Linked DNA regions of Homo sapiens: region 2 is linked to region 1. A link is an interaction called in ENCODE POLR2A ChIA-PET data of the cell type or tissue named here. Cell type or tissue: MCF 10A. All regions are shown on one strand. Region 1 overlaps NFATC2 (nuclear factor of activated T cells 2). Region 2 has its middle 31 kb from the start of KCNG1.

Region 1 (5,000 bases):
CCACCTGTGTCACCTGTTGTTATCTAAAATGTGGAACCATCACCCCTGACAATCAATGACGTACAAATGTTATGCCTTGTGAAAGTGCTCTAAGTCATTTGAGCTAATTTCCCTCTAACAACACATTTCGTTTTCATGAATCAAGGGACAGAGGCCTGTTCTCCTTACAGGAAGCCAGAGGCTGCCTGTTGTCCTTATAAGGAGAACAGGTACATGAGAATTGGTTTTCTTTATCCTTTTATAAAGGGATGGGCAAATAAACTTCTTTATAAGAGGTTTCCTTTGTTAAAGCATATCCTTTCTTTGTACATTTGATGTCAGCCAAAACATGAAGGCATCATGTATGCTAAGCTTAGGATATAGTACCTGAAGGGTTTAGACATATTGACTTTGGAATTCATTTATGATCTTTAACATAGTCGTTAAGACATCCATGATCTACCCATGGGGTCCTTTTCTAGAACTCTCCCTCATTCACTCTGTTCCAGCCACACTTCTAGAACATTCTGTCTCTCAGATATACTCAGCATACTCCTACCTTTGAGCATCTGCACTTCCTAGTGTCTGTCCTCCCCAGTTACCTGCATGTCTCCCTTCTCCACTTCTTGCAGGTCTCTACTCAGCTGTCACCTCCTCTGGGAGGCTTCTTTAACCCACCCCATCCCCTCCCAAGAGTTAAAACAGCAGTACCCAGCCCGGTCCCTCTCTCTCATTCTCTGTCACCTTTGCTTTCTCTGTCCTACTTTGCTTTTCTCCATAGAGCTTTTCACTTTCAGATACATTATATGTAGCTTGTATTGGTTTATCTTCTTTCATCTTTAACCTACTAGCATATAAGCCCAGGAAGGAGGGGCTTCGCTTTGTGTACTGCTGTAAGCCTAGACCAGGAATAGTGCCAAGAACCTAGGAGGAGAACGTACTAGTTGGTGGGTGGGTGGGTGGATGGGTGGGTGGGTGGGTGGGTGGATGGATGGATAGATGGGTGGATGGATGGATGGATGGATGAGTGGATGGGTGGGTGGGTGGGTGGGTGGATGGATGAATTGATGGGTGGGTGGGTGGATGGGTGGGTGGGTAGATAGATGGGTGGATGGATGGATGAGTGGATGGGTGGGTGGGTGGGTGGGTGGGTGGGTGGATGGGTGGGTGGGTAGATGGATGGATGAGTGGATGGGTGGGTGGGTGGGTGGATGTGTGGGTGGGTAGATGGATGGATGAGTGGATGGGTGGGTGGGTAGATGGATGAATGGATGGGTGGATGGGTGGATGGATGGGTGGGTGGGTGGATGGATGGGTGGAAGGGTGGGTGTGTGGATGGGTGGGTGGGTGGACAGATGGGTGGGTGAGTGGATGGATGGGTGGGTGGATGAATGGATATGAATATGTCTGTATCTCCCAGTATGTATTCTCAATACATCTATTTACATCTATGTCCTCATCTATACTTTAATAAATGAAAAATGGAGGAACAGGACAGGCCTGTGCTGAGCACTAAACCAGAATGCTATAGTTGAATGCTCATAGCAACCCTCTGAGGAAGGAAGTATTAAAATGATTCGCATTTGACTGGGGAGAAAACCAAAGCTAAGAGGAGTAAAGTCACCGCTTGGCCAAGGATCCATGGTGAAGCTTACATTTGAACCCTCAAAAGCAGGTTTCTCCAGCTCCAGCGCCCAATCTCTTAGGTTAACTAGCCAGCCACCTATTCCAGAAGCCAGGCTGCAGAAAAGAATGAAAACCTGCTCCAGCCACCTTCCCAGGGCAGGCAAGAAACAGATCCCAGCCACAGCCAGGGCCCCACCTCCTCAGGCCTCTCTCCTTCCAGCGTGGGCCAAGAGGCCAGGCCCGCCCCCTGGGGTGAGTCAGTCTGAGCTCTTGGCATTCCTCCCCAAGCCCAGAGAACTGGGCAGAGGGCCAGCCCCTTCCATGGCAGGAGCCTACGGACCTCCCCATCCGCGAGCCTGGGCAGCAACCGCGTGAGGCCCACGGCCCAATTCTAACCCTTCCCTCCTGCCTTGCCTGGGCCTCCAGGCCACTGGCATCCCCCTGCATCTGCTGGGGCCACTCAATGGAGCAACGATGCACTTGGCAACATTTCAGGAGTCGCCGTGCACCAGCCAGAGGCTTCCAGACACTCCACCTTGAGAGTGCCACCCAGCAGTGACTCAAACCAATCCCCTGATGGCTTTTCCCAACCCCAGCTCAGCCCAGGCACCCTCTGTTCCCAGAGACCCGCCTGCCAGCGCTGCCCCAGGGGCTGCCGGCTACAAGGATAGATTACAAAGACCTCTCCGCAGAAGCTGCTAATCTCTCCCACATGGGCTGGGTTATTAATCCTTTCTTTCAATATCAAAGTTTTGTGATGACTTCCTAATTGAGCTGCCACAAATGAGATTTATTAGCAGCAAGAGCAGCAGCTGCAGGTTCAGGCTTTGAAGATCTGCCTTTGATGAAACTGGGGAGCAGCTGGGGGCTTTTGGCCCCGGGGATGGGTGGTGCAGTGGCGAGAGCATCCCACCCATTTTACAGGTGGAAAGCCTGAGTCATCGCTACTGGGCAAGCCAGCCCAAGGCTTGCAGCCAGGAGGCCTGGGGACTGGAAGGGGCTGCAAGCTCTCAGTGCTGGGCGGGAGGCTGGCGCGGACAGTTGGGCTGTGAATCACTGCACGCTGCTGTGAACACAGCTCCTCTCTTTCCTGCGGCAGCCTCGTTGCTTCCCCCTTCAAAGCCTCATAGTCTCAGCAACCAACAGATTCAACCTTTGCCAAGTCTGCATTTCCTACCTCCCTACCTGAAGGAAAACTTTTTTTTTTTTAATGAAAATTTAAAGAGACAGAAAAAAGAGAAAACACGCCTTTAGCTATATTCTAGTACTACTACAACTCCAAGTGCAGGCCAGGGGCCTTGGCATCACTGGAGAGCTTGTCAGACATGCAGTACACCTCAGGCCCCACCCCAGACCTGCCCAGCCCAGGTCTGCAGTTTTACAAGGAGCCCATGTGATTCTTGCGCACTATCAAGTTTGAGAAGCTCTGTTCAGCCCTGGCCAATTAGAATGGGAATGGGAAGTTAAAAATACTGACACCCAGGCCCTCCTCGTCCTTTTTTTTTTTTTTTTTGAGACATGGTCTTGCTCTGTCACCCAGGCAGGAGTACAGTGGTGGCATCACGGCTCACTGCAGCCTCTGCCTCCTGGGCTCAAGTGATCCTCCCACCTCAGCCTCCCGAGTAGCTGGCATTACAGGTGTGTGCCACCACATCCTGCTTATTTTTGTAGAGGCAGGGTTTTGCCATGTTACTCAGGCTTGTCTTGAACTCCTGGGCTCAAGCGATCTGCCTGCCTCGGCCTCCCGAAGTGTTGGGATTATAGGCACGAGCCACTGTGTCTAGCCCAGGGCCCAATTCTAAAGCAAGGTTTCTCAACCTTGACACTATTGCCATTTGGAGCTGGGTAATTCTTTGTTGTCAGCAGGCAGGGGGTGTCCTGGGGGTGTCCTGGGCATTGTACAATGTTTAGCAGCATCCTTGGGTTCTACCTATCAGATGCCAGGAGCACCCTACCCCCCAGCTGTGACAACCAAGATTGTCTCCAGACAAGGCTGGATATCCCCTGGGGAAGAGGGGTGCAAAATCATCCCTGGTTGAGAACAGCTGTTCTAGAGATTCTGACTTAAATGGTCTGAGGGTCAGGACCCCAGCATTGTTTTTATCTTAAAAAAAAAAAAATCTTCAAGCCAGGTGCGGTGGCTCACGCCTGTAATCCTAGCACTTTGGGAGGCTGAGGCAGGCGGATCACAAGGTCAGGAAATCAAGATCATCCTGGCCAACATGGTGAAACCCCGTCTCTACTAAAACTCCAAAAAAAAAAAAAAAGAAATTATCTGGGCGTGGTGGTGGCATGTGTCTGTAGTCCCAGCTACTCGGGAGGCTGAGGCAGGAGAATTGCTTGAACCGGGGAGGCGGAGGTTACAGTGAGCAGAGATCACGCCCCTGCACTCCAGCCTGGCGACAGAGCGAGACTCCTCTCAAAAACAAAAAAAAATCTTCAAATGATTACAAGAGGCCACAGCCAGGTTTTATCTGTGGTACCATCACTGCAGGGTAATACAGGGCCCTGGGAGCTGCAAGAGAATACATCATTAACTGCTGCTTGGGCTCCGGGGTCAGAAAGCCATGGTTTTGAGTCCTGCATCTGCCATCCCTGCTCTGTGACCCTGGGCAAGTCACTTCACCTAAGTCACAGATGCCTCCTCTGTAAGGTCACAACAGTACCTGCCCTCACGGGTCTGCTTCAAGCAGTACAAGACCCTGCATATGACTATATGGACGCAGTCAGTACATAGATGGTAAAATATCAAATATCAACCCAAATGGTCATGCATGGATACACAGATAAACAAAGCGTGGTCTATCCATGCAGAATATTACTCAGTCATGAAAAGGAATGAAGTGCTGGTTCCATGCCATGACATGGGTGGACCTTGAAACCATTAAGTGAAGTGAAAGGAGCCAGACACAAAAGGACAAATGGCATAGGATCCCATTTATATCAATCGGCCAGAACAGGCAAACGCAGAGAGACGGAGAGCAGATCGGGGCTCACTGGGGGGTGGAAATTGGGCAGTGCCTGCTAATACGTGAGGCGTTTCTTTTTCTGGTGATAAAAAAAAGTTCTGCAGGCCAGATGGGGTTTTCTCAGCCTGATGTCACTCTGTCCGGGTCCAAGTTCTGTCTTCATAGTTTACTAGCTGTGTGGCCTTCGAGTGGCAGCTCTCTGTGCCTCAGTTTCCTCAGCAAAAATGATAAAGTTTGGCTGGGCGCAGTGGCTCAGGCCTGTAATCCCAGCACTTTGGGAGGCCGAGGCAGGTGGATCACCTGAGGTCAGAAGTTCGAGACCAGCCTGACCAATATGGTGAAACCCCATCTCTACTAAAAACTACAAAAATTGGCCGGGCCTGGTAGCATGTACCTGTAATCCCGGCTACTTGGGTGGCTGAGGTG
Region 2 (5,000 bases), 470 kb before region 1:
AGGCTGGGGAGGGGAGCTGGGACCAAGCCACAGAGAACTCAAGGCCTCCCTACACCTCTTAGACTTTATGTTTTTTATTTTTATTTTTTTGAGACAGGGTCAGCCTGCAGTGCAGGGGTGTGACCATGGCTCACTGCAACCTCGACCTCCTGAGATCAAGCCATCCTCCTACTTCAGCCTCTTGAGTAGCTGGGACCACAGATGTCACCACGCCCGACTAATTGTTTTTATTATTTGTAGAGAGGAGTTTTCATTATGTTGCCCAGGATGGTCTCAAACTCCTGGGCTCAAGCTGTTACTGGACAAAGAAGTCTTGATCCAGACCCCAATGAAGAGTTCTTGGATCTTGCACAGGAAGGAATTCAAGGGGAGTCGGAGAGTGCAGTGAGAGGAAGAGTTTACTGAAAGCTACTCTGTTACAGAGTAGGGTGTCCTCAGAAAGCAAGCAGAGGAATGCATCATCTTTGCTTTTCTTTCTTTCTTTCTTTCTTTCTTTCTTTCTTTCTTTCTTTCTTTCTTTCTTTCTTTCTTTCTTTCTTTCTCTCTCCTTCCTTCCTTCCTTTTTTCTTTCTTCCTTTCTTTCTTCTTTCTTTCTTTCTTTTTCTTTCTTTCTTTCTTTTTCTTTCTTTCTTTCTTTCTTCTTTCTTTCTTTTTTGCTCTCTCTCTCTCTTTTTTTTTTTTTTTTTTTTGTGACGGAGTCTCACTCTATCACCCAGGCTGGAGTGCAGTGGCGCGATCTCAGCTCACTGCAAGTTCCACCTCCGAGGTTCACGCCATTCTCCTGCCTCAGCCTCCCAAGTAGCTGAGATTAGAGGTGTGTGCCACCACGCCCGGCTAATTTTTGTATTTTTAGTAGAGACAGGGTTTCACCGTGTTAGCCAGGATGGTCTCGATCTCCTGACCTCGTGATCCACCCGCCTAGGCCTCCCAAAGTGCTGGGATTACAGGTGCATGCCACCACGTCTGGCTAATTTTTGTATTTTTAGTAGAGACGGGGTTTCACCATGTTGGTCTCGAACTCCTGACCTCAGGTGATCGTCCTGCCTCAGCCTCCCAGAGTGCTAGGATTACAGGCATGAGCCACCATGCCCAGCCTAAGCTTTGCTTATATAGAGGTCTTGTTTATGCAAAGACTAAACTAAGCTATGCCTGCATGCGGGTGAGCAGACAGCATGACAAAATTTATTATTCTATTGAGTTAAAGGAAACTATCCTTGACATTTTTGGGTGGGTACATCAAAGCATAACTATTATTATTTAGAAAACATATATTGTTATGGGTATTGGGACATTTGGATTCTCTGTTGTTATAGGGGCATGTCCTTGCAGGCAGCTTTAGTTGTTCCCTCTACTATAAACATCCCATGACTATGGGTGGTGACCAGCAAGGAATGTGCTTTGCTAGTCTCAAATGGAGCGGAACTTAAAATGGTGTTACTCTGGCCCTGTTATGCTCTTACTTTCCTAACAAAGCAATCCTCCCACCTCAGCCTCCCAAAGTGTTGGGATTACAGGTGTGAGCCACCACACCCAGCCGACTGTTAGGCCTTAGTCAGTCGGGGAGCCAGGGTCTTCTCACTGGGAATTTTAGGCACCAGGGCCCCAGAAGCTGGCAGAGGTGGTTGGGTCAGTAGCAGGGATGACCAATCATCCTGGTTTGCACAGGATGTTGAGTGCTAAAACTAAGAATGTCCTGGGAAAACCAGAATGGTTGGTCATCCTAGTAAAAACTCAGCTTCCCTTACCTTACTCTCAGCCAGCTCCTGGTCCCACCAGTGTGGATTTATACTAGCTTTTCAAATGTCGCTGTGTGCACCAATCACCTGGATTCTTATGGAAATGCAGACTCTCATCCCTCAGGTCTGGGGTGGGGACTAAGAGTCTGCATTTCTGTGTTTTTTTTTTTTTTTTTTGAGACAGAGTCTCACTCTGTCGCCTAGGCTGGAGTGCAGCAGCGCGATCTCAGCTCACTGCAAGCTCCGCCTCTCGGGTTCATGGCATCCTCCTGCCTCAGCCTCCGGAGTAGCTGGGACTACAGGCGCACGCTGCCACGCCGGGCTAATTTTTTGTATTTTTATTTTTTTTAGTAGAGACGGGGTTTCACCGTGTTAACCAGGGTGGTCTAGATCTCCTGACCTTGTGATCCGCCCCCCTCGGCCTCCCAAAGTGCTGGGATTACAGGTGTGAGCCACCATGCCCGGCCACATTTCTGTCTTTAAACTAAATTAATTAATTAATTATTATTATTTTAGAGACGGGGTTTCACTCTGTTGCCCAGGCTGGTCTCGAACTCCTGGCCTCAAGTCATCCTCCTACCTTGGTCTCCCAAAGTGCTGAGATTACAGGCGTGAGCCACTGTGTTCAGCCGAATCTGCATTTTTAATAAGCTTCCAGGTAGCATAGGTGTCGCTGGTCCATGGTCACAATTTGAGTAGCAAGAGTTGACAGCACCCTCAGGCTCATTGCAAACCAGCTACTTCCGGCCATAACTAGGAGAGAGAAGTTGTGACCACCCCAAAAGCACATCTGTATTTCCTAAGGCAAATACAAGCCAGCTTTCCCTCCACTGAACTGTCCAGGACTCAGGCTTGCAGTGAAAATCAGCTGCTGAATGTATTTTTGTTTAAAATCCACACACATTCTCTCACACTAGTTATTTAAAAAAATTAAAAGAAAAATCCACACACACCACATGCAGACAGCACCCATCACAGGTGCTATTTAGTTTGTTTTTCAATTGCTTGGTCCCTCCTGCTTGGGTACCATGTGTTTGCATTTTGCATTTTTTGCTTCTCCTTTTATCTCACTTTCTTTTCACCTCGCAGCAACCTGGTCAATGTGCAAATGAAAGACAGTCCCAGGGAAGAGGAAAACTCTTGCTGTGCAACCAGCTGGAAAGAGATTGAAATAAAAACTCACTTCACTTCTCCCCACCCCATTCTCTCCTGAGCAAGTAGAGGCAGGTTTGTCGAAATTGCCGGAAGGGACAATGTTGGCATTTGAGCTTCTAGGAATGTTCTTTTGGAGAGCAGGAGCACTGCCTCCAGGCCTGCTCCCTCCCACTGCTGCTTGGGAAGGATGGCTCCAGGACTGGGCGGCTCAGCCATGGTGGAACTGGGTCAGCTGTGGCTTTGGCAAGTTTCTCATCCTATCTGGGCCGCCTCTGTGAAATAGGAATAATGATTGTACCTACAGAGCTGGATATTACCTGTTTGTTCCCCCGACCCATTCTCTACCCTGAGAGACCGACTTTAGGGATTGCATCACTCAAGGGCCCTGCCTTCCGGCTTCGGCCCTGCCTTTGGCCTTCTGGTTCAGTTTGCAACGGGAGATACCAGCAGCAGATGGGTGCTGGGAAATTTACTCCCTGTTCTCTCCCTGCTCTGGGCTGCAGCTGTGAGTTTCTCTCTGACTGCAGCTCCTGACCAGGCAGATGCCTCAACAGTGCCAGGCTTGACGGTGTGTGTCAGCTATCAATTTATTGCCTCTCAGCTCCAAAGTCACCCTTCAATATCTGCTTTGCGTAATGGGCGGAGTTCCTTTTAAGCGTCATTCCTTTACAGTGAGTGCAGTGTTAAGTTTTCTCAGTAGAGGGCGCTAGAGGAACACCCCCTAGGTCTCTACTGTTTTCATCCCTCATCCGCTTTCAGACAATAGGCCAAGGCCTGGCCAATCAGAGCACTGCCTTCTCATAGCCTCACTGATTGGCTCAGGGATGGGCACACGGTCTAAACTGCTCCAATCACAGTGAGTCCCAGGACTTAGGTAGGAGCTACCCAAATGATACCTTGTGCTTTCCCATTGAACTTGAACTTGAGAAGATGAGAGGCTGGGTTGCTGCAGCCCTGTTGTCAGCATGAGGGGAGAGTCTTGAACTGCCAAGAATCGCCACAGGGAACTCAAGGGTGGAGCCAACATGGCAGAAGTTGTGAGATGGAGAGAAACTGACTTCTCATGACACAGTGTAGCTGCCCCTGAAGCTGGCAGGACCTTTGGGCTTTTCAGCTATGTGAACCTGTAGATAACCTCTCTCCAACCACCCCCCTCACCAGTGTTTTTTTGGTACAGAAGCCAGTTGGATTTTCTGCTATGTGGAAACATAGTTCTGCTGAATATAATGGCTTTAGGAAAGAAACAAAACAAAACAAAAACCATTGCTGTATTTATCCTCTTTGCCAGGCACCTTGCTGCATATCTCATTTACTTCTCTCTCCATCCTCACGCAGCCCTCAGAGGAAAGTGATCATCTCCATTTTCCAGATGAGAAAAACAATGCTCAGAGAAGTTAAGTAACTAGCTCAAGGCCACCCAGCTAGTGTGTGGTAGAAGCAGGATCCAGGCACGGGCTCCAGTGCATCATACCACTCAGTGCTGGCTGGCAGCAGAGTGGAAGCCACTCGTCCACCTGGCTCAGGGATTCTGGCAGCCACGGTGGGAGAAAGCAGGGATGCAATCTGTATGCCGAGTAATTGTACAACAGTGCAGTTCCCCCACATTCATTACCTAACTGCTAATGAAAAGATCTCCGAATTGTGGTGCTGCCAAGTCTGTTGTAGCGAAGTGTGAGAATGCATTTGTAATTAGCCGCGCCTTGCAGGCAAATGAGGAATGTGTGAAAGTCCCTTGAAATGTTATACAAAATAAGGCTAAAGCATATTCCATTATCTTACGTATGCTATTAATTGAACAGACCCTTTTCATTGTTGCTGTTGAGTTCTTGTGTGACGTTATTAACAATAGTTACTATTTATTGAGCACTTACTATGGCCCAGATACTTGGTGCTTTCTGTACTGCTTTGTTTCATGTAATCTTCACATCACTCCAACAGGGAGGATGTTATTGTTCCCTTTTTAAAGAGGATGAACTAGAAGTTCAGGGAGGTTCAATAACTTGCCCAGGGTCACACCGCAAGGCAGTGGCTTGTCAAGGAATCAAATTTGAAGTTCTCTGGCTCCAAAGCCCACGTTCCTTCTGTTTGTCCCAGCACTTGTCGTACTTT

What was found. Peaks named below come from ENCODE experiments on the same cell type or tissue, not always from the same donor. Only the 100,000 strongest peaks of a DNase experiment are listed, where the experiment ranks them.
Region 2: POLR2A ChIA-PET joins it to region 1 with 5 read pairs; 1 of 35 experiments calls an interaction of 5 or more read pairs at or near these places.

Annotation. Positions count from the first base shown.
Region 1 is chr20:51,454,786-51,459,785 of GRCh38, forward strand. The region is part of intron 5 of NFATC2 (nuclear factor of activated T cells 2); the gene reads right to left. Among named protein-coding and RNA genes, the nearest start is that of MIR3194, 4.3 kb to the left of the region's middle. RefSeq lists an enhancer at 1,449-2,054. In MCF 10A, no CTCF peak of the experiment used is centred here; DNase peaks (open chromatin) are centred at 1,896 and 2,636.
Region 2 is chr20:50,989,591-50,994,590 of GRCh38, forward strand. No RefSeq gene overlaps it. Among named protein-coding and RNA genes, the nearest start is that of KCNG1, 31 kb to the right of the region's middle. RefSeq lists enhancers at 53-1,015, 3,522-3,816. In MCF 10A, a CTCF peak has its summit at 3,588 (motif pointing right); DNase peaks (open chromatin) are centred at 2,991, 3,271 and 3,611.